Regions from separate parts of the Mus musculus genome. Here all the other regions are linked to region 2. A link is a loop called in an ENCODE intact Hi-C map of the cell type or tissue named here. Cell type or tissue: heart. All regions are shown on one strand. Each heading gives the region's core, and the rest is flanking DNA. Links, peaks and the distances in the headings are about the cores only.

What was found. A loop is a pair of places that touch in the nucleus more often than their neighbours do. Peaks named below come from ENCODE experiments on the same cell type or tissue, not always from the same donor. Only the 100,000 strongest peaks of a DNase experiment are listed, where the experiment ranks them.
Region 1: it touches region 2 in a loop (2.4-fold over the local background); 1 of 42 quality-filtered maps calls a loop at or near these places.
Region 3: a loop joins it to region 2, with 1.9 times the contacts of the local background. A loop is called at or near these places in 1 of 42 quality-filtered maps.

The regions. Positions count from the first base shown.
Region 1 is chr3:121,950,405-121,957,767 of GRCm38, forward strand. It overlaps a transcript of Arhgap29 not described here. Among named protein-coding and RNA genes, the nearest start is that of Arhgap29, 14 kb to the right of the region's middle. In heart, for the core only: a CTCF peak has its summit at 3,712; DNase peaks (open chromatin) are centred at 2,817 and 3,417; H3K4me3 peaks cover 2,473 bases; H3K27ac peaks cover 1,573 bases.
Region 2 is chr3:121,812,425-121,819,787 of GRCm38, forward strand. It overlaps Abcd3 (ATP-binding cassette, sub-family D (ALD), member 3), which reads right to left and starts at 2,878. Exons shown (of 23, transcript NM_008991.3): 1 at 2,585-2,878. The coding sequence starts at 2,694. In heart, for the core only: a CTCF peak has its summit at 3,042; a DNase peak (open chromatin) is centred at 2,967; H3K4me3 peaks cover 2,511 bases; H3K27ac peaks cover 1,879 bases.
Region 3 is chr3:121,971,376-121,978,738 of GRCm38, forward strand. Arhgap29 (Rho GTPase activating protein 29) reads left to right here. Exons shown (of 23, transcript NM_001356524.1): 2 at 2,504-2,740. The coding sequence starts at 2,536. Among named protein-coding and RNA genes, the nearest start is that of Arhgap29, 7.3 kb to the left of the region's middle. In heart, for the core only: no CTCF peak of the experiment used is centred there; no DNase peak of the experiment used is centred there.

The DNA.
Region 1 (7,363 bases), core at 1,978-5,977, 140 kb after region 2:
AGCGAGGCAGCAGCAGAATAGGGTGCCTGCTGGTTGGCTCACCCCTGCCTGCTTCTGTGATTTCTTCCTCTCTTCCAAGCATTTAATCATGGTTGAGGGGAAACCGGAAGTGGAGTTAAGGTTCCCTAATATCCCTGCCGTGCTTAGAGCAATGCCTGATGTATTATAAGTATTGGATAAATACTGGAGGAAAGAATAGAACCTAGATAGTCCTAGAAGAATTTTTATTTCTGCATCCTCTGATCATTTTTTCAACACTTCTCCAGAGACTACTTAGTGGGGACCCACAGTGCATCTACTTAATACAAGCACTTCTAAATAAATGTGACCACAAACCAAAACGAAGAGCCCATGTTCTTATCTCTGTCTTCCTTAATGCCAGGCTGACCTTGGCTTGTAATCCTACAGCCTCCACATCTCCAGCCTCTCTAGTGCTGGGACGTCAGGAAAACAACATCACAGCAGTAAGTAACTTGGCTTTAAGGTGGAGACAAGGAAGATTTCAGAGTGGAGTTGCTCTCCTTTATCACAAAAGAAACGAAGAGCAGATCAATGAGCAGAGTTATCCATATATACGCTGAAATTATAAATAGCAATCTGAGGGTCAATCTGATTTTTGTCTGTTTGTTTGCTTGCTTGCTTGTTTATTCCTGGCCTTCAAAGCCACGATCATGCATCACTTTAACCAGCAAACATTTATGTATTTTTACAGTATGAGTCAGGGCATCTTCTGGGACATTTTGGAGAATGTAATGCAGATATTGACCTTTACTGTTTAAGATGCTTTTTAAAACACAGTCACCTTTACAAGACACCAGATTTCTTATGGTCACTTTTTTGTCAGTTAATAATTGGACTTTATGGCCAGGCTGTGGTGGCACATGCCTTTAATCCCAGCACTTGGGAGGCGTAGGCAGGTGGAGTTCAAGGCCAGCCTGGTCTACAGAGTGAGTTACAGGACAACTAGAGCTACACAGAGAAACTCTGTCTGAAAGAAAAACAAGAAAAGCAAAGAGACAAATATATCTATTATGTATTTAGAAAGAAGATTAAAGAGGAACATGAAATTGAGTTTATCGAAGTGCCCTTTTGTGCTCATTATTATCAACATGTCAGGGTCACTATTCTGGAGGCCGTGGGACCTGGGAGAATGGGGTGGATAAATGAGCTGGACTAAAATCTCAGGCAATAGCTAACTTTATCTAGCGCATCAGACAGTTTATACTCTGAGGGTTAAGATGGAGACGCAGAGTAAAGCATACAATCACAAGGGCAAGCCGCATGTGGTAGACAAGACACACGTGGAAAAACATGTTTTCTTTCATAGAGGCATATAAACAATAAACAATAAACAATAGCCAGTTGCGATGAGTAATCTGAAGTGAACTCACTTCTATTCCATGCACTTAGGAGGAGAAAGAAGGCCTAATTCAAGAACAGTTCTGTTCTTTTTCATTGGTTGGTTTGGTTTTTGAAGATGGTGCTTCTCTATGTATCCCTGGTTGTCCTGGAATTCTCTACGTAGACCAGGCTGGCTTTGAACTCACAGAGATCTGCCTGCCTCTCCCTCCTGAGTGCTGGGATTAAAGGAGTGTACTACCAACACAGGATTCAACTCTTGTGTTTTTATAGAAACTGAGGTCATAAGACTCTCATCTTGGTTTCTTGGGAATTTTCTCAAAAGCATTCAATTCACCTTATATGACTCCATTCTTGGAGACTGTGTTCCTACAGACAGGAATTAGAGTCAACCGTACGATAAACCTCTGCGTGTACCTGTGGGACGTTATCTTGATTATGCTGACCGAAGTGGGGCAGCTTGCCCACTGTGGGTGGCCCTATTCCCTGGGCAAGGCATCACGGACTGTCTAAGAGTGGGGAAAGTGAGTTGAGGAGCCGCATCCATTCTCTGTTCCCCTCTTCTGACTGTGACTGTAAGTGACAAGCTGTTTCAAGTTCCTGCTGCTTTGCATTTTCTGAATTGTGAGCTAAATAAAGTAAACTTTCCTTAAGTTGCTTTGATCAGGGTATTTGATCACAGCAACAGGAAAAGCAGAGAAGACACGTTCTGTAAGTTTACCTGTTTGTCAATATCCAGGGAGAACTATGTCTCAGCATCAACAGCAGGAAAGACATTCTTGGTACAGGTAAGTGTAAGTTAAATGAGCAACAGTCTCTAACATTTCCCTCCCATATTTGATATATAACCTAACATCTAGCAACATGCTTTCTTGTTGCGTATCCCCACCAACCACGTTAATGGTCCTATTATCTGGAGCATTTGATGGTAAGAAGTATGTTGTATGATTAGAGGGATGGGTAGTTAATTAATACTTATCTAACACATCTATGTAGCCAGATACTGTGCATAATAGCTGATGTAATTAAGTAATTTCGTTTTCAGAAAATGACAGCTGAAGAAAGAAGAGTAGGAAAGTTTCAAAGTGAGAAAGGATGGAGGAGCAAGAAAGCCAATCAAACAAGCTCAAGACTAAAACCCTGACCGGAAAGTATTCACAGTACCCTCCTGAAAAATGGCAATTAAATCAGGACTGAGGAGTGGATCCCATATGGAGCTAAGAAAGAGTGCCAATTCCCTTGGTGGGTCCGATTGGCAACCAGTACCCTGGGACTTTGGGACCTTGGTCAGGTCAAGGCCCCTCTAAGAGGAATTGAGCACGCCTTGCCCCACCCGCACCTGTTATGGACCCGCCCCTTCAGCGGTGACCCCGCCTCCTAGGGCGCAGGCCAATGGGCTGGGCTCCAGAGGGCGGGCGGAGGAGGGCGTGAAGCGTGAGGCGTGGGGTGCGAGGCAGGGGGCGGGGCGTCGCGTCCGCGGCTGGCGCGGTCGTGGCGGTAGCTGCAGGGGCGGTGGCGGCGGCGGATCCTCGACCGGCGTCCTCAGGCCAGTCGTGGGGGATGGGGGCGGCGAGTTCCAGCCGGCTGACGGGGTGGCGGCCGTGAGCGTTAAGCGTCCGGGACGCGGGATGGAGCCCCACGGTGAGTTGAGGGGTGGCGGTTCGGGCTCCCGCCGTGCCTCGGGGCTGGCAGGCGCTTTGGGGGGTCGGGGGTCCGGGAGGCGCGGGGCGGTGGCGGTTGCGGGCAGGGCCCGGTACTCCGGACTTGAAATTCCCTCCACCCGTGAGAGTCAGGAGGCGACGAAGGGCTCTGAGGCGCGGGGAGGGACGTTGCGGACCCCGGTGCCCGTGCGGGGATCGGCGCCGTCGGTCCGTCCGGCAGCGGCTCGCGGGACTGACCGTCCTCCTCCAAGGTCTCGGCAGCGGGCGACCTGAAGCCCGGGGCCCTTTCCCAGCCACCTCTCCCGCCTGCCTGAGGCACTTGGGCTCCGAGAGCTTCCCCATCGCTTTTTCTTCCTCCGGTCTTCACGTCTGGGTTTCCTGCCGGGATGGCGTTAGGAAGTTTGGTGGGCGTTCTCACAAACTCCACTGTGACAGATGCAGAGGCTGGGGTACCGTGAGGAACTTTTCCGGCCCCGTCCTCACTTTTTCCTCTGGCATTTCTTGACCTGTTTGGCAGACACCCCCCTTCCCTCTGTTGCCCTGCCCCCCTTCCCAGGCGTTTCTGTCACTTTTCCTCCTTGCATTCCTTGGGCTCTGGTCGCCCTTTTTCCAGCTGTGGCCCTAGGGTAAACCGTGCGCTTTGCAGACTAGGAATTGATAAACTGAGAGATTACAGTTACCACCAGGGGAGCCTGTCCCTGAAAGTTTTATTGCTGAAAATGCCGCAGGACTTTGTCTTTGATGGAAACTGTTTCCACAAAACCAAGTTGCTCCAGGCTCCTGGTCTTGGAGCCTTTTTTTTGACAGTACCCCGAGTTTATCTCACTTTTTTTTTTTTTAAACCACTCTACGTCTGTGGCGATCAAGGATTGGGTTTCACACAGTGTTCTTTGGGGTCTTTAACATGTTCTGACACATAACATGTATCTTGAGGGGAGGGGAAATGTTATGCATTTTTCGAAAGTTCAAAGACCACAGTGGAGTTGGATCTGTTTACCTGTTTCTTTTCTCATTTGGGAATTCATGTTGCCGTCTCATTGAATTTGGGCAAAGGGTTACCTCTCTATGAAAAAGAGAATTCAGATTTAGATATGAAGGAATAGTTAAAAGGAATAAAACCCAACACAAGATTTAGGTCATTTTCTTCCGTGATTTCTTTAGGCAGTTTGCCAGAAGTGCCTACTTAGAAATGCTTCAAGTACTGTGCAAGTAAGGAGCCCTGACACTTAAGCCTCAATACCCATACAGAGCTTGTAGCTCTGGTCTCATGATTGGAGAAGCTTGAGAGTGAATGCCAGTAAGCTAGGCCCAGATAGAAAAGGTTTCAATCCCCAAATTAGCAGAAAGTGGAACTTCTGCTGAGAAGAAAACACTGGCACATATATATTGGCTGTTTAGTTCCATTTCTCTTAAAATAGAGCACAGATACCAGCATCTCTCCATTGTAAAGGCTGCTTTTACACAGAAAGCTTTGTGGAAGGGTTTTTTTTTTTTTTAAATCTTGTGACACTGAGAAAATACTCAGCATTCACTGAGAAAATTCAACGACATTCCATCATGCTAGATAGAGCCCTGTAGAACTTTTTCATTTATTGAGTAACAATAGACAATATGAAATAGAGCCCAAGGCATAAAGTTATGGATGCATTGAAAGAAAGAAGTATGTTGAATGTCCTATGGGAAAGTAGAGGGATGGTTAATTTTAGTGGAAAGAATGAACAGATTTCTTAGAAGAAGTATTTTCTGTGAGTTTGAAGACCCGGAGATTTGAGTTTTCAGTACATACAAAGTATTAGGACCCTTCTGGGCAGAATTGAAGGTTATCTCCACTACATACCAGGATGCCGCCGATCCAGTTCTGCTTTGGAGCATTCAGCGCTGTTTCCTTTGCTTGAGTAGGTTGTTGGTTTGTTTTTTCAATTTCCCACTCACCTCCTGTGTGATCACGAGTCACAAATATTTGTGGATAAAGAAACAAGGCCAGTCAGCAGATCATTCTGTTATAATAAAGATTTCAGTGGAGTATTAAGATTTTATTGTTTCTGTTTATTACTGGGATGATAAGGAAATGAGCCTGTTCCGAGTAGACATCGGGTGCAGCTACCTCCTTAGGTAATAAATAACCTTTCTCTTAAGACATGTCAGTGTGTCTTCTTGAGAAAGTTTTTAAATACCAGCCTCCCTTTTTGAGAGATAACGGACACTTAACATACTTTTGGGATGTTTATTTTATGTATATGTATGTGCCTGAGTGTGTGTTTGTGCACCACATGTGTGTGTGTGCAGGAGTCTGTGAAGGTTAAACAAGGTAACATATCGCCTGGAAGTGGAGTTACAGATGTGTGTGAGCCGCCATCTGGGACGCTGGGAACCAAACCCTGGTCCTCTTCAAGGGCAGTAAGTGCTCTTAACTGTTGAACCATCTCTTCAGCCCACTTAAAAGTACTAGGAAAAGGGTAAGCAGAGTTCCAGGAACTTTCAGACACACCATTATATAGGTTTGTTTACAGTTCACCTCTCAGGTTTTTGCTTAATGTGCTTGGTCCTGTGCATACCAGCTGGCTTCCAAAGGGAAACTGGGAAGCAGAGAATGAAAGGAAATATCAGAGTCAGACTGGTAGGGAGACTCATGAGATCCCCAAAATACCTGGTATAAACCAAAACAAAATAATTTTTAATATGGAAAATTTTCAAGCATGTATGAAAATAGACCAAATAATATAAAAAATTCCTCCATACCCAGCCTTAGCCTCCCAGTATATTGATTTATGACCATCCTTTCCTCCCAGTACCAGCGGTAGAACCTAGGACCTCAGGCATACTGGGCATGCTTTACTACTGAGCACTTCTAAGGTATATCTTTGATTTTGCTGAATTGCTAAATTGCTGAATTTATTATCCTGCAACTGAACTATCTAGGATTGTAGGCATGTATCACAAAGCCTGACCAGTCTTCTATTTTTTACCCCTCTTCATTCAATCCTTCATATTATTTGGACATAAACCATAGACATCATGTTATTTTATCCATAAATATTTAGCATATACTTTCAAAAAGAAAGATTATTAAATATAACGTCAACATTTTTCATAATTCAGTTTAGTGTTTAGTCAAATTATAGGTCATTTTTTAATAGCTTGAATCAAGGTACAGATAAGGTTTATATACTGTAATTGATACATACACTGATATGCATATATAATTAATTGACATATAATTTACATAAAATGGAATTTATGTTTCATATGTCAAAACTTTGAGTTTTGACAAATGATTTGTGCCCATGCTTCCATCATTCTAAAATGTATTTATGGTTATGCTAATCCTCAAGTTCTCAGGCAACCAGTTACACTGCTTTTTGCCACTAAATTCCAGCTTTCGTATCTCCAAAGTTTCATATAAATGTAATTACGTTAATATAACTAAATAGTTTTTCTGTATTTTTGACCCGGCTTTTTTGATTTGGTATGCTGCTTTAATTGTTTTTAGCTTCCTTTTTATGTGTGTGAGTGCCTTACCCGAGTATGTGCTTGTGTAGCACGGGCAGGCCTGGTGCCTGTAAAGGCCAGAAGAGGGTGCCAGAGTCCCTGGAACTGGAGGGATGATAGTTGAAAGCTGCCGTGTGGGGTCTGTGAACCCAACCCCAGAGCCTTACAAGAGCAGCAAGTGCTCTGAACCAAGGCCCTGTCTCCCAGGCCCTAGCATAATGCTTTTAAGATTCATTGAAGAGTTCTTGCTATGTCTCGGACACTTTTGTTAAGTGTAGGATTGCCCTTTAAGACTGTGGCACACTCTTTTGACTTGTCTATTGAGGGATATTGGCTGTTTGCAGTTTCTGAATACTTTGAAAATCCTTGTGAACAAGATTTGGGATGAATGCATGTTTTCATTTCTTTTGGATCTATAAATGGGAAAATTTAACTAAGAAGCTGCCAGATTGTTTCCTCTGATTTGTGTACCGTGTATAGCAGTACTATATTGCAGTTACTGCTGATCTACATGCTGAATAGCATGCAATATTTTGGTTTAGCTGAAATTTGAATTTCTTGTGGTTAGTATCTCGGTCTAGTTTTTTGGTTATCGGTCACTACTCCAAGTGTGTATTCCCACTGGGTGTCACCTTCTATAAAGTATTCCTTCATTAGTTATTGTGAGCTTACTTATTTTGTAAGAGTTCTTGATATAATTTAGATAAAACTCTTTGTTACTCCTCCCTCCCCCCATTTTAGCTTGTACTTTCTATTTTAAAAAGATCTTAGAAGAATATAAGTTAATTTTCATCCAGTTTGCCAAGGTGTTCTTTTCTGGTTCTTGCTTTTTGAGTATGTCTGAGAAATCATTG
Region 2 (7,363 bases), core at 1,339-5,338:
TAAAAAGGAGTGGGGATCAAACAGATGGATGAAACAATATGGGTAAAGTGAATAGGGGATTATAATTCTATTATATATATGTGTGTGTGTATGTATATATATACATACACATATACGTAAAATATTCCATAATAAAAGTGTGTGTGTTATTTAATAGGGTAATAAAAATTACACTAATAGCATTTTAAAGTAACAGAATTTTATCCACTTTAGTATTTAGAATAATGCTGCAACATAACTTCTGAAGTACTTTTACAAGTTCTGTTAGCTCTCCAATTCCAAGAGATTATGTACTGGGAAGACAAACTTACTATTCACAAGATGAACAAAAATAAAGACGAGCAACCACTTATTCCTTAGTTAAGTACCAGACATTAAAATTAATTAGCTCTGTTACCAAATGCACCCAAGGGCCAGTAAAATAGAAGGTTAAAATTAATTAGCTCTGTTACCAAATGGACCCAAAGGCCAGTAAAACAGAACTTCCAGACTGTGAAACCAAAGATAGGGACTGAAAGATAAGAAAGTACAAAGTATCTAATACATATATATGTGTGTATATATGTGTGTGTGTATGTGTATATATATATATATATATATGTATATATATATTCATGTTCTAATATTATTAGATATATGCCTATATAACCTGTAGTTATATAGTAGTGACTTATGTAAGCTCAATCATTTTTATCTCAATAATGTATGCTTTGAATTTATCTGCTCATAATCTGCATCCTCACCCCTCAAAATGTTTAATGCCTAAAGCAAAGATTTTGCTACTCATCCGACAATGAAAGATCAGCAACTCTATTTTGTTCAGTAAACTACCTGTTGCATAATTCTATCTTCAGAAAGTTCACAAAGTTTCTCAAAAAGATTTTTTGAATGGCAGATGAACAGCTTCAATTATTTAGGAAGATAAACTGTGTTATACCATGTCACCTCTATTGCTATTATTTCCCAGTAGAGCTGTTGGCTTGGACTGTGACTGGAGAGGGACATAGGGGTTTTCTGGGTGCTGATAACAGTCTGCTGTTTGATCTGGGCACTGATTACACAGGTGTCTTTTACCTGCAAACCTGACATTTATGCTGCATATTGTTTTCTGTATGTATACAGTGTCCCAGTAAAGAGAACTGCTTTTTCTTCTTTTTTTTTTTTTTCGAGACAGGGTTTCTCTGTGTAGCCCTGGCTGTCCTGGAACTCACTCTGTAGACCAGGCTGGCCTCGAACTCAGAAATCCGCCTGCCTCTGCCTCCCGAGTGCTGGGATTAAAGGCGTGCGCCACCATGCCCGGCTTGAGAACTGCTTTTAAATCAGTCAGAGTTGTTAGCAGTCAAGTTCCCTCACTACTAAAATACCTACTCTAGGCGCTGAAACGCTTCCCTACAAAGACTAATTCAAGTAATTAAATGTAAAGCATTTACTATGTTCTATCGGCACATTCCAAGTAACTGATAACTTCTAATCCCAAATGAGAGTTCAGAAAGGGCACGATCTAATAGAAAAATATTTCAAATTAATCGTCCCCCTCCAAGAACCCTTAAAAAGGACGAATAGTATGTGAAGGAGAGGCATATCATTATTTTGTAAAGCTGATTTAGGAAGAGAAGGGCCAATGCTGCAGCCAATGAGCAAGTCAAAGTAGATAAGACAGAAAATACTTCATGAAAGGATACATGGAGCTCTCTGCTAGTATTTTAGGCCAAATTCTAATAATAAGATAGTCCGAGCAAACCAAAAGCAGGAGACAATAAATAGTACCTACCCAGAGGGTTGATGAAATAAAATGCATGAAAGCATTATTCTAAGATTGGACACTAAATATCCAAACACTAGTAAGAATGCTTAGTTAGGAAGTAACCTTTTCTTTGTCGCTCGCTGAAATCAAATGGGCGACAAGAAGTTAAAATTGTGCCTGTAATCCCACCCCCAGAACTCAATTCTCCCTTCTTTCCTAATCTCCCAAAAGTTCAAAGTAAACTTTAACATTCTCTCCAGGCAGGTAGCTGTATGGTGTAATTAACAAGTGATCTTCACCTAAAACACACTTTCACCTTTCACCTATAAAGTCGACGGAGGAAACTTTGTCCTCCACACACCGCTGAGCCAATTCAACCTTTCCAAATGAGGGCATTCACTGACCAATTCCGGAAAAAGAGGGCACCGCTTTAGAAGAAAATCGTGCCCACTGGACCCAGAAAACCCCAGGAACGCCCCTGGCTACTATCCACCGCCACTACTCCGGAGTCGAGCTGGCGAGTAAAATGCCCATCCCGAACGAACGCAAACCTTAGCGTTCAGTGGCGATGAGATGGCAAAACCAGAATGCACCCATAAAGTTGACATGCACGGGGAGATGGTGAGGGGGCGCGGGGGCGCAGGGACGCGGCGTGTCCTCCTCCCTCCCGTGGTGTTGAGATTGCGCGGCGGCCGCCAGGCTGAGGGCCGCAGGGCTCCGGGACCGCTGGCCCGGTTCCGCGGGCACCCGCGCAGCTCGGGACCTGGGAGAGAAGGGCAAGGCGCGCGCCCGGAGCTCCCCGCTCGGGCCCGGGGAAGGCGGCGCGGCCGCGAGCCTCACCCGTGCAGGCCGAGGGCGCGACGCCGCTTATGGAGTAGGCAGAGCAGCAGGAACGCGGCCCCCGCCAGCGAGGTGTTCCGTGCCGTCAAGTACTTGCTGAAGGCCGCCATGGCACCGGCAGGGCGAGCGAGCCGCGGGATAGGGGACGCGCCGGCGACAACCTCAGTGCAGGAACCGCGGGGGAAACTGGGAGGATAGCTCGGCGCCGAGAGAGGGCGGGGCCGGCCGCGCGGGAACGCCCCCTGGCGCGCGCCGCCGCGCCGAGCCCACCGTGGACTTTGGCTTCCCGGGCGCGCGCGCGGGCGCGGGGCGATCGAAAGGGTCGTTCCCCGGGGGGACGCTCTGCGCACGCGCGGACCCCCGCGGACTCGGCCGGAAACGCGGCGGGCAGACAACGCTAGTCCTCCGCGCCGGTCTCCAGCAGCCCACGCTTCGGCCTTGCGATCTCTGCTTGCACACACCCTAGCTTTCTTTCACAAGAACTGGAAGAGCGGGCCGGGCCTGCGCCACGGACTCCGTGGGCCCTGCCCCTCCGCCACCCCCTGGATGGGTCGGTACCACCCTCTTAAAGAAGCCGGGGGAGGAGGGGAACGGCCCCATCACTAAAAAGGTCAATATTTGCAACTTAAGGAGTGAAGGGAGACCTGGAAAAGAAAGACTACAATCAGATAATCTTATTTCAAGTCGCCGTGGATTAGGTCTCTAGTTCTGTAAAATCGGTTTGGGAGGACGGGTCCACCACTCTGTTAATTTTTTTATAAAAATAATGTAGTGGGAAAAAGCTCAGAGTGCGTGACAAAAAGGAGTTTTAAGAAACAATTACTCTTTTTTGGTAGATATGTACAAGGATGGCGATAAAAAAATGTATTTCTTTATGTTAGGTCTGGTCAAAGAAAGTTTGAGAAACTCTGTTCTTTGCAAAGGGACATTCAGAAATAACAATCGTGCGTTGTATTAATGCTGGCCTTACTCCCAGAAGCAGACGAACTTTACAGATTACAGCATTCTTCTCCTGTCCCACCCCTATCATGCAGAAAGTGTTATCCCTAGCGTTTAGTCTAGCGCATGCACAATAACTTAATGAATGGCTGTTTTCAGTTTAAGAAACTGTCGAGAAGCAAGTGTCAGAAAGGAAGCTTCTAAAACCTCACAAAATATATAAATGTTGCCTACGCATAAAAGGAACCAATGAAACAGTGATGCCTAGGTGTTTTCTCTGTGTGAATGGTTAAATGGTTATGAGAATGGCAAAGACCACACACCGTGGTGTGTGCTGTGTGCAGGTGCTCAACAATCGTCAAAAGTCTAAGTTACGCAGAAGTAGAGCCTGTACCAAATCCTCCATATGCCGTTTGTGTGTTTTCCCATTACCCTGGGAATCACTTAGGTAATTAGGTATGCCTGGCACAGAGAATACAAGTATGAACAATCAATCCCTTATTCTCCAGAGGCTGGTGCAGAAGAAAAACATGAAGAAAAATATGGATGAGTTTAAGTGTCAGCTTAGAGAAGTGAACTAAGTGCTATGAGAATACCAATAAGAGAATTTAGAATTTTCCTAGAACTTTTCCTTAACACTTGACAAATAGGATGACGTCAAAGCTACACCCTAAGGCCAAAGGAGTCTGCTAGCAGGTGGGAGGACTTGGGTAGGCATTGTTTCACTAGTGAGTTGCAGCGCAGTATAAAAGCATTGGAAACTTGGGGGAGAAGAGTTTGTAATAATGAAAGGAGAGTTCCTAAAACTGATTGAAAACATCATCTGTAGGATAATAGATTTCGGGCTGGAGAGATGGCTCAGCAGTTAAAAGCACTGACTGCTCTTCCAGAGGTCCTGAGTTCAATTCCCAGCAACTCCGTGGTGGCTCACAACCATCTGTAATGGGATCTGATGCCCTCTTCAGGTTTCTGAAGACAGCTACAGTGCACTCATATACATAAAATAAATAAATCTTAAAAAGGAAAAGAAAAGAAAGAGAAAGGAAGGAAGGAAGAAAAGAGAGAAAGAAAGAGAGAGAGAGAAAAGGAAAGAAAGAAAGAAAATAGATTTCAAAGCATTCAGGAAAAAAAAGGCAAGAATAATTCACTGACAAAATATTCTACAAAATACCCTTACTCAAGAAGCATAGAAGAGTCTAAGGGGCAGGAAGAGGAAGGAAGGAAGGAAGGAAGGAAGGAAGGAAGGAAGGAAGGGAGGAAGGAAGGAAGGAAGGGAGATTATACAAGCTACAATGTTTTCTAGTTGTTGATATGCCCATCTGATAAAAAACACTGAGGGTCAGTCTAACAAAGTTAGCTTTAGCACAGAGGGACAGCACAGAGGGACAGCATACAGAAGGACTGCAGCCCCCATCACCAAGAAAGGATGAGGAAATGTGTGCACATAGAGAAGAAGTATAAAGTCTAAATGCAGTAGTGCTTGAGAGGTTCAGAGCAAACTAGATCCACTGCCGATATTAAACCTGAGTTGAAAAGTAGACGCCAGGTTCCATTTCTCTGGAAACATAAATTGAAATCAGTGCAGAGAATTGTGTCTATAAACCCCTGGTCTCTAAATTGAAGCCTGTCTTAGTTTGGCTTTCTATTGCTGTGATGAAACACCATGACCAAAAAGCAAATTGGGGAAGAAAGAGTTTGTTTGACTTATACTTCCACATCAACTGTTCATCACTGAAGGAAGCCAGGGCAGGAACTCAGAGAAGGAACCTGGAGGCAGGTGCTAATGCAGAGGCCATGGAGGTTGAGTGTTGTCTACTGGCTTGCTCAGCCTGCTTTCTTGTAGAACCCACCAGCCCAGAAGTGACCCCACCCACAATGGGCTGGGCCTTCCCCTGTCAATCACTAATTAAGAAAATGTCCTACAGGCCTACACTTATGGATCTTGTGGAGGCGGTTTGTTAATTGAGATTCCCTCTCAGATGACTCTAGTGTGTGTCAAACTGACATAAAACCATCCAGCACGAAGCCACTTCTCTAAGTCAAATCCAGGTTGTTCAAATCCTCCAAACAAGAAGGGGATCCTGTCTCAGTGACACAATCTCAGAGCAACCAAGTGTAGGATTTTAGAAGGGAAGAAAGTTCTTCAGCTCTATGTCATTTGATATGCAATGTTTAGATTCACATTTCATCATACCAAATAAATATAAGACAGAGAAAGTAGGATTTTATTAAGCAGTCTCCAGGCTATCTGACATTTAAAGAATTTGAGCTACTGAGAACAGGGGAGATAGGGGACACATGGAGTTGGAGATTGAAGAAAGAATCAGGGAAAAAAATGTGGCAGCCAACTCTCATGATTGTTCTCCTGAGCTTTGCCTCCTGGTCTCCCAGTCTTCGTCTCTCTCCTTTACTTCAGAGCTAGTACAAAGAGTAATCTGATAGTATGTGACTCTTGACTGAGCTCCTGATATTAGGACTCTGGCCTTGATCTCCTGGACTGCTTTCTCGAGAGAAAGCCAGCTGTCATGGAGAATGCTCTGGAAGTCCCAGAGAATCGGACACCGGCCTGGCCAGTCACTTGAGAAACAGACCTCTCTCTGGTGACACCTTCTGAAAACTACAATCTCATGAGTGACCCCACCATAGAACTCAACTGCGATGCTCCGGAACTCCTGACTCACAGATGCTGCGGAAATAATGCACGTTTGCTGTGTTCAGACACTAAATTTAGAGTGTGATCTCTTTGCAGCTGATTGATTCAGGTCAACCCTATTAAAAAGCAAAAACTGGGACATATGAGATTTGGAGGAAATAGTGGGAAACAAAGCAGATTGAGGAAGATGGCTAAGGCTGAGGTTAGGGGAGAGTGGAATGAGAGAGAATGTTGAAATGCTTAGTATTGTGGTGGTTTGTATATACTTGGCCAGGGAGGGGCACTATTAGGAGGCGTGGCCTTGTTGGAGGAAGTGTGTCACATTGGGGGTGCACTTTGAGAACCTCCTCCAAGCCACGGGGGTGGGGAGGGGGAGACAATCTTCTATTTGCCTTTGGGACAAGATGTGGAACTTCCAGCTCCTCTAGCACCTTGCCCGCCTGGACACTGCTATGTTTCCCACTGGGACGATAGTGGACTGAACCTCTGAACCTGGAAGTCAGCCCCAATTAAATGCTGTCCTTTATAGGAGTTGGTCGTGGTGTCTCTTCACAGCAATGGAAACCCTAACTAAGGAAAGTGTCAACATGTGGAAGGCATAAAGCGCCAAGTTAACAGAGTGTGATTTATTCTGCGTGCACGGATAAGCGTTAACTGCATGCATAAGTTTGGGGGAAGATTAGTACATCAGCTTTAGGGTAGAACATGCTTCAAGAGCAGGAAGAATAGACTGGAGGAGGAACTATAAAGCTGAGAGACCAGTTTACACACTACGTGAAATATCTAGGCAAAAGGTAGTGAGAACCGATTCAAGGCAGCACGGAGCAAATACCAAGAGTGGATTTCATCTGTATAGGGGGGAGGTGATACTGTTAATTAATAGGGAGAAAACTTTTTAACAGGCTGTGCCATCTCCTGGCTGTCTGAGAGGACAGTAATATTTACCCAAAGTCTATGACACAGAAGTGATGCACACTTGTTATGGGGGATAATGAGATGCAAATGAGCAAGCCCCTTACTGTTTTCTCATCACCAAGATACACTCCAGGATCCTCACGTCCATGTGAAGCTGGGCTGTGCCAGAAGCCTTGGCTACCTTTCCAAACCTCCCACCCCAGGAACTGAGGGAACACGCCAGTCACTTCCTCCCTGGAGGTTTTATTCTTTCTGCCTTAGATTACCAGACA
Region 3 (7,363 bases), core at 1,971-5,970, 160 kb after region 2:
TGTCTTTACCTCCTGAGTGCTAGGATTAAAGGTGTACATCATGATCACTGTCCTGCCAGAAACATTTCTTTAAGAAAGAGATTTTTGAGCTGACAGAGTAAGTAAATCAAGGAGGAAGGAGTATTCCAAGCACATGAAACCTCACGTAGTGGCCAGGACCATCAACTAAGCAATCTTTTCAAGGTGTAGAGCCATATGTAAAGCCAATTTAGTGAGTTGCAACTAGCATTTTAAAAGATGAACTAGGGGCTAGAGAGATAACTTAGGGCTAAGAACACACACTGCTCTTGTAGAAACTAAGTTTGGTTTCTAGTACTCAGCCCAGACAACTTACAACTGCCTATAACTCCTGCTCCATGGAGATCCAAGCCAGCTTCTCTGGCCTCCTGGGGCATCTGCATTCACATGTGTATACATACACATACACATAGATACACACATAATTGAAAGTAAATACCAAATATAAATAAAACAAATGAGATAGAATAATGAAACATATATCACAGATCCTTAGATTATGTGTTTTATGAAACCCAAATGCATTTGTACATGCACTATACACAAAAATGGCATACTACTGTGTATATTAGTTATAGTACATAATTCATGCTGTGGGTTGCAGAAAAGAAAGAAAGAAGGAAAAAAGAAAGGTCTGGAAATGAAAAAGGTATGTGTGGGGAAGTGAGTCATGTCTCGCTGTAGAGGCAGGTGTAGGAACACCACTATCATTTTGAACTTCACCGACCTTCACATTTACCTCAGTCCTTTTGAAAAGTACTGAGCAAAGAAGGAGTACTAGGATATACACGTTAGAGGTTCATGACACATAAATGGAAGTAGCTAAATCCTTAAGAAATTAATATTAATAGAAGCTTAAGAAAAGTAATGGTTGTTCATTAGATGGTAGCAGTAAAAGTAAGAATAGATATATTAGAGAATTGCTATTGGGAACAAAAATCTATTATGCCATGCGTGGTATGAGTAAACAATGTCTCTTACATATAACAAAGATATTATTACAAGAAGCTTCCTATTATTGATTTCATGGACATCCTTGGTTGTTCTATCATTATGAAATTATCCAAATACTCATAGCATATTTGGGAAAGGTTTAATGATGTTTGAGCTAATTCTCCACCACCCTGAACCCCTTCTTTTGTTTTTTCCAGTCAGGGTTTCTCTCTGTAACTCTGGCTGTTTTGGATCTCACTCTGTAAACCAAGCTGACCTCGAACTTAGAGATCACCTGCCTCTGCCCCAGAGTGCTGGGATTAAAGGCATGTGCCACCATTGTCCTGCTATTGTTTGTTTGCTTGCTTGCTTGTTTTTTAATGAAACAAGGTCTTTCTACATAGTCCAGGCTATCCTGGAACTTGATATGTGGTCCAGGCTGGCCTTGAACCCTTGAGACCTTCCTGACTCTGTCTGGGATGTGATAGGATATGCCTGGCCCTACTTTGTTGTTTCTTTTCTGATTTCAAGAGGCACAACCAAAATAAGGACTTTCAATTTTAGAATAGTTAAATAAAGATAAAAAGACAAAAATTTGAGTTCTAGTACATTGGAATTAGATGTCTTAACAGAAGACCCTTTTTATTTTGTGATCTCTTTTAATCTTCAGATGAGCCTGTAAATTAGTTGAATCGATTGCACATTTGGAAAATATTAGAGCTGAGATTAAAATACAAGTTTTTCTTATGTCAAGTATTGCCCTTTTACTATATCATCCTGAAATTACTCTTTTAGTCAGATTATTTATTTATCCAGTTGAGGTATGTGAGATTACTAGACATTCTTAGAACTTCTTTCAACAAAGAAATATTCTTGACAAGTTTGGATAAGCTAGATACATATGCATGTATATGCATTCTCTGAAAATTACTCTAATTGAACTAATGTGCTGAATGGACACTTCTGTATCATTGCCACATCTGACTCTGACGGTAATCTCTGGTGTAGGTGTTGTCAGTATGTTTTCCTTGAATGAGCATATCACAGTGAAGAGATGAATTAACAGCTTGTGAGGTCACACAGTAAGTGGTAGGAGAAGATTTTCTCTCAATCTATCTCACCTTTAGTTTTGAAGACAATTCTGCAAAGGGAAAACATGACTGTCTACTAAGTGATGCTTTAGAACTGTCCTTACAATAAAAAAAGGAAAGTTCTCTATTGTAAGAATTAAAGTAGTTATGAGCACAAATGTTAGCACTAAGGTTTATCTATGTTTGAACTTGATAACAGTAGGGAATCTATAGGCATTTTAGCCCGGAAAGCTCAGGCTCTTTGCATTGTGAAATGAAAAGAATGGTAGGAGCTTGCATCCCAGGGTTTGCTTATCATGGAGTTGTCAGACACTCGGTGGCAGCTGCTGTCATTGGGCTCAGTGTTTCCTTCTCTAGAACTAGAACGCTGAGGTGGGCTGGGGGCTGTTTGTGAAACCTAGTATGATATCTCTTGGCTGATATGCTATTTTCCCCTCTCTTTTGTTTCTTGTCCCCTTAAGGATTTCAGTTTTTCTGACTGTTAAATGAGAGGATGATTGCTCACAAACAGAAAAAGGCAAAGAAAAAGCGTGTTTGGGCATCAGGCCAACCTTCTGCTGCTATTACAACTTCTGAAATGGGGCTCAAGTCCGTAAGTTCCAGCTCCAGTTTTGATCCGGAGTACATCAAGGAGCTGGTGAATGATGTCAGGAAGTTCTCCCATATGTTGCTATATTTGAAAGAAGCTATTCTTTCAGGTTTGTCAACTTTTCTCAGTATTCTTACTCGTAGTTTGTAAAACTTAAGCGCCTGCCTAATAATGCATCAATGTGTGTCCCATGACAAGAGCAGGCCATTCTTCACTACTTAGTTTATGACTTTTTCCCAAAATTAACGTTAAATGCTTACAATGTAAATGTTTTTCTAACCAGATAACAGTACAATACATAATAAAAGCCTTGTTAAGTGCGAGAGAACAAGCGCACAAACGAAAAACTAGTTTTGGATTTTGAGCAGAGTTGAGTGTATTTTACATTGGCTTACTTGAGAACACTGAAATCTAAACACTCCTGGTACTGATCTGTGAGAAGCAGACTTTGTAATTTACCCTGCTGGCACTTCAGTCTAAAATATATTTTTCATATTCTTGCCAAAATTTAATCCAAAATGTACATCTCTGACTTGACTGGAGAACCTGTCTTTCAGCTATTAGTGCCACTTTCCTATCCACATTTGATGTCAATGACAGGGAGTGCTTCAGAGACCTCTTCCTCTTTAGTAATAAACACCAGCTCACTGTGTCATTGCTAGACATAAGGAATGAAGATCTCTGGTGTTTATATGAGGCCTCTTGGGCCTTTATAGACATTTATCAGATTCCAACAAATATATTTGAGCATATAACTAAGATGTTTGTTTCCCAAAACCATATCTTATGTTTATACTAATTTTCTCAAACCTAACTATAATTTTCAAGTTGAAATTCCCAAAATAATTGGACTGAAATGGAAGGTTCAAAATTTTAGTAAAGTTTTTATCATATATTGTTCTTTTGAGATTGTATACATGTTAAAGAAGTTACTCACAGTCCTGTTTATTTTAATAGCTCCATCTTGAAGTCTAGCTATGGATGATTGGATGGCAGCTAGCTAGAAAGATACCCTAAACACATTATTATACTCATAACACATCTCAACAAAACAACAAACCTGCCATTTATTCAAAGATGTATGGCTTCATAATAAAGCCTTGCTTTTTTACTTTTAAGTTGTTGTTTTTGTTCTTTTTGATGTATAGTCCATTATACTGGTTGATTTTTTTTAAAAGGCTATTAAAATAATATTTTAGGTAATAAAGTATTTACCTCACTTTATAGTAGAGTATAATTTAATGTTTCCATTTAAGTTTTAGTTAATATAAATAAGAATTGTATTAGAATTTCTATTGTTATTTTTGGGGAGAATTTTATATTCTTTCAAATCCACATCTTATATAGTTATCCTTTGTTTTACAAATTTAAAATGATATTTTAAAACAAGTTGTATCATCTTTTATCTTTAAAAAAATGTATGAGTTTCAATATATATGTAGACAATCCAGAGCCTAAGAAGATTCTCACTGGTCCTCAGTGGGAAAAGAGAAAGGTGGTTATAACATACAGTAGGAGACTACTCTTTGACATAGAAGGTTCATGTAGCCCAGCAGGAGTGGCACACTCTTTTCGTTCCAGCACTCAGGCAGAGGTAAGCAGATCTCTGCGTTCAAGGCCAGCCTGGACTACAGAGTGAGTTGCAGAACAGCTAGGGCTACACAGAGAAACCCTGTCACAATAATAATAATAATAACAATAACAACAACAACAACAATAATAATACCTAAAAAACAAAACGAACAAAAATGTATGAGAATTAGAGTTGGATGCTCAGAATCTATATAGAATAGAAGCCAAGCAAGCTCAGAGGCCCCCAATAATTCCTTCCAGTAAAGACAGGATATTAGGGACAAGCTGGCAGGCTGGACTAACCGCAACTGGTAAGCTATGTTCACTAAGATACTGTCAAAGTGGAAAGAACTCAAAGAAGATACCCGAGTTCAACTTGAGGCCTCCACACACAGCATACATGTGCATGTATACACCCAGAGAGAGAGAGAGAGAGAGAGAGATTGAAGCTGAACATAGTTCAGTGTATTTATCTTCAAGTTTTGTGATGAATTTTTACAGAGTATTCCCTCTTTCCCCAAGACTGATTTTTTTTGTGAGTTTTATGACAAATTCTGCATTGAAGTTTCCTAGTAGAACTATGAAACCAATTTTAGTAGTTGAAGAACTAGTGATTATCAAAGACCTCTATTTCTAACAGGAAATACAGTTTTATTCATGTGTTCTCTTTCCTCCCCCTCCCCTTACACACACACAGACACACACACACTGATGCAGGTGTTCTAGCTGACTCAATTTAGGAATAAATGAACTCCTTAAAGAGAGAGATTTGAGGCCTGAATCCTTACTGGCCTCAGGCAAGTGATAGTTTGGTGTCTTCTTCCAGAGCTCATCACCAAGGTGAGGTTCCCCTGCACTCTTACACAAGCAGCAGGTGTGAAATGTTAAGTGTGAGATTCCTATCTACTATCATTAAGGTGCATTACTAATAATTATAGGAAGAAATTATGCATATTACATTAAGGGGCTAAAGATACTCACTTTAATTTCTATGTTTAATTGTGGATTAGAATATATGTAATGTAAGGCCAACTCAGGTTTATGGTTGCCCCCCCCCCAGGAATACTATTATGCTTTCCAAATAACAGATTCACAAATGTTCTCCTAGTTTATGAAGTATTTTTTAAAATAAAAGACTAATTTTGTTTGTGTAAGTTGTTTTGCTTGTGTAACGCATGTATCAAGTGCGCACAGAGGCCAGAGAGGGGTATAGGATGCTCCTAGATCTGGAGTAACAGTTTTGATGGAGGTGCTGGGAACCAAGCCCAAGTGTTCTTAACTGCCAAGCCATCTCCAGTGTTTCATGAAGGAATTTTAAAGTATGCTTTTGTAACATACCTCTGGAATCCGAGAATTTAAAACCTTTTAGTTACATAGAAGGAACACACACAGCACAATATTCCTAGTTTTTCTGCTACTTCATGTTTGAAAGTATAAAATGATATTATAAAGTATATTTGGAAGAGCAGATTGTGAGTTGTGAATATTCTTGTAACTTTTATTTATATAACACAATTTTAAATGGATTTTAATCAGAGCTTACAATTACTTTGTTCTTCTAGTTGTTTTTGGTTTTGTTTTGTCAGGTTGTGCTGTTTTGTTTGAGAGTCTTCCTATGAAGCTCAGATCGGCCTTGAACCAGTGTCTCCTCTCGGCCTTTAGTACTGGAGATGACAAGGAGCCATCCCCCTTTCACTTGCTCTCCTCTCCTCTACCCTTACCTTTTTTGCTTTTTATTTTAAATAGACAAAGATGAAAGATGCAAGTTTATTATATAAATCACATATTGTAAACTATCATTATTCTGTAACTCCTTTAACCTCATGACAGTTTATTATAGAGATTCAGAACCTAGACTTGGGTCTGTAATCTCAGGACTTGAGGGGCTGAGGCAGGAGGATGGCTAATTCAAGGTTATTATGTAATAAGAGCTAGCACACACACAGCAGCCCTCATTCCACTTCTTGCTGGTTGTCTGTAATCCTGAACCAAGGAGGTGCTAGCACATCCATCAGTGGATTTTGTTTATTAAATGAGTTCTTACATATAAAACTCTCATTAGTGCTTTAAGTCAGCTGTTACTAGTTTTACAGTTACCAGGTAGCTAGCTAGTTAAAAAAAAAAAGCTGCTGTACTCAAGGTCCACAGTTGTCCTGTAAATTCAGAAGTCATCACAGCGAAAGTAGAGGTTTGCTGCTTATAAGTTCTGCGCTTTTTCCTTTGTTGTTTTGAGCAAGCTGAATTAACAAAACCATTTTTTTTTTAAATTGGTCAGTTTTTCTTTTTTTAATCAAGGAAAACACCATGATTTTTTTTTCATGTATTCACTCAAGCGTTTCCATGAAGTGTTTGCAGTATAAACACTGTGGTATTGTGTTAATGGCTGAGAAACAAAAAGTAGAGCGGGCTAATCTGTTTTCACTTGATAAGATGAATGTAGCAGAAAATGAACGGGTGAAACTAAGTGGGTAAACAATACAGTAAAGTGCAGGGTGCCACATTGACAGGGAAACACCCAAACACTGGGTGGGATACTGTTTTGCTGTTGTAGAAATCTAGTTAAATTTCTTTATATTTCCATCTGCAATACCTTTGTAGTATAAATCAAAGGCAGGCATTGTGTGGTGGCTGTGTTTAAAATTGTTTTGTACTTAGGTGTAGTACAGAATGATAATAAATGTAACTTGACAAATACAGAAATGTTTTAATACAATGTACTCTTATTTGATTTCCAAGTTATATACTAATATTGATTTTATGATAGAGTGAAATTTAAATTTCACTTTTTTATTAATCAAGATATTGTGGGGCAAGGCTATAAGTATTTCTTTTACTAAATCTCTGTTAAGTGTATCTCTTTTCAGATACATTTTGTGTGAATCTTATAGATTTCCTTGTAAGGCTCTCATTTGTAAGCATTAAGACAAAGGCAGTTTCATGTTTATTAGTTGCTATTCACAGCAGCCTTATGAGGAAAGGAAAGGAGATACTCTTATCGATTCACAATCCCAGCCTTTCATTTAAAAACGTGGCAGCCTGGGTTGGTTTTCCTAGTCCAAGCCTGTAGGTTTGTTTCTACCACATGAAGTCTCAGCCTCTTGCTTTTACTAACTGTGCCACTGTTCTTTTGTTTGTTTTAGCTTAGTTTGGTTCTTTGAAG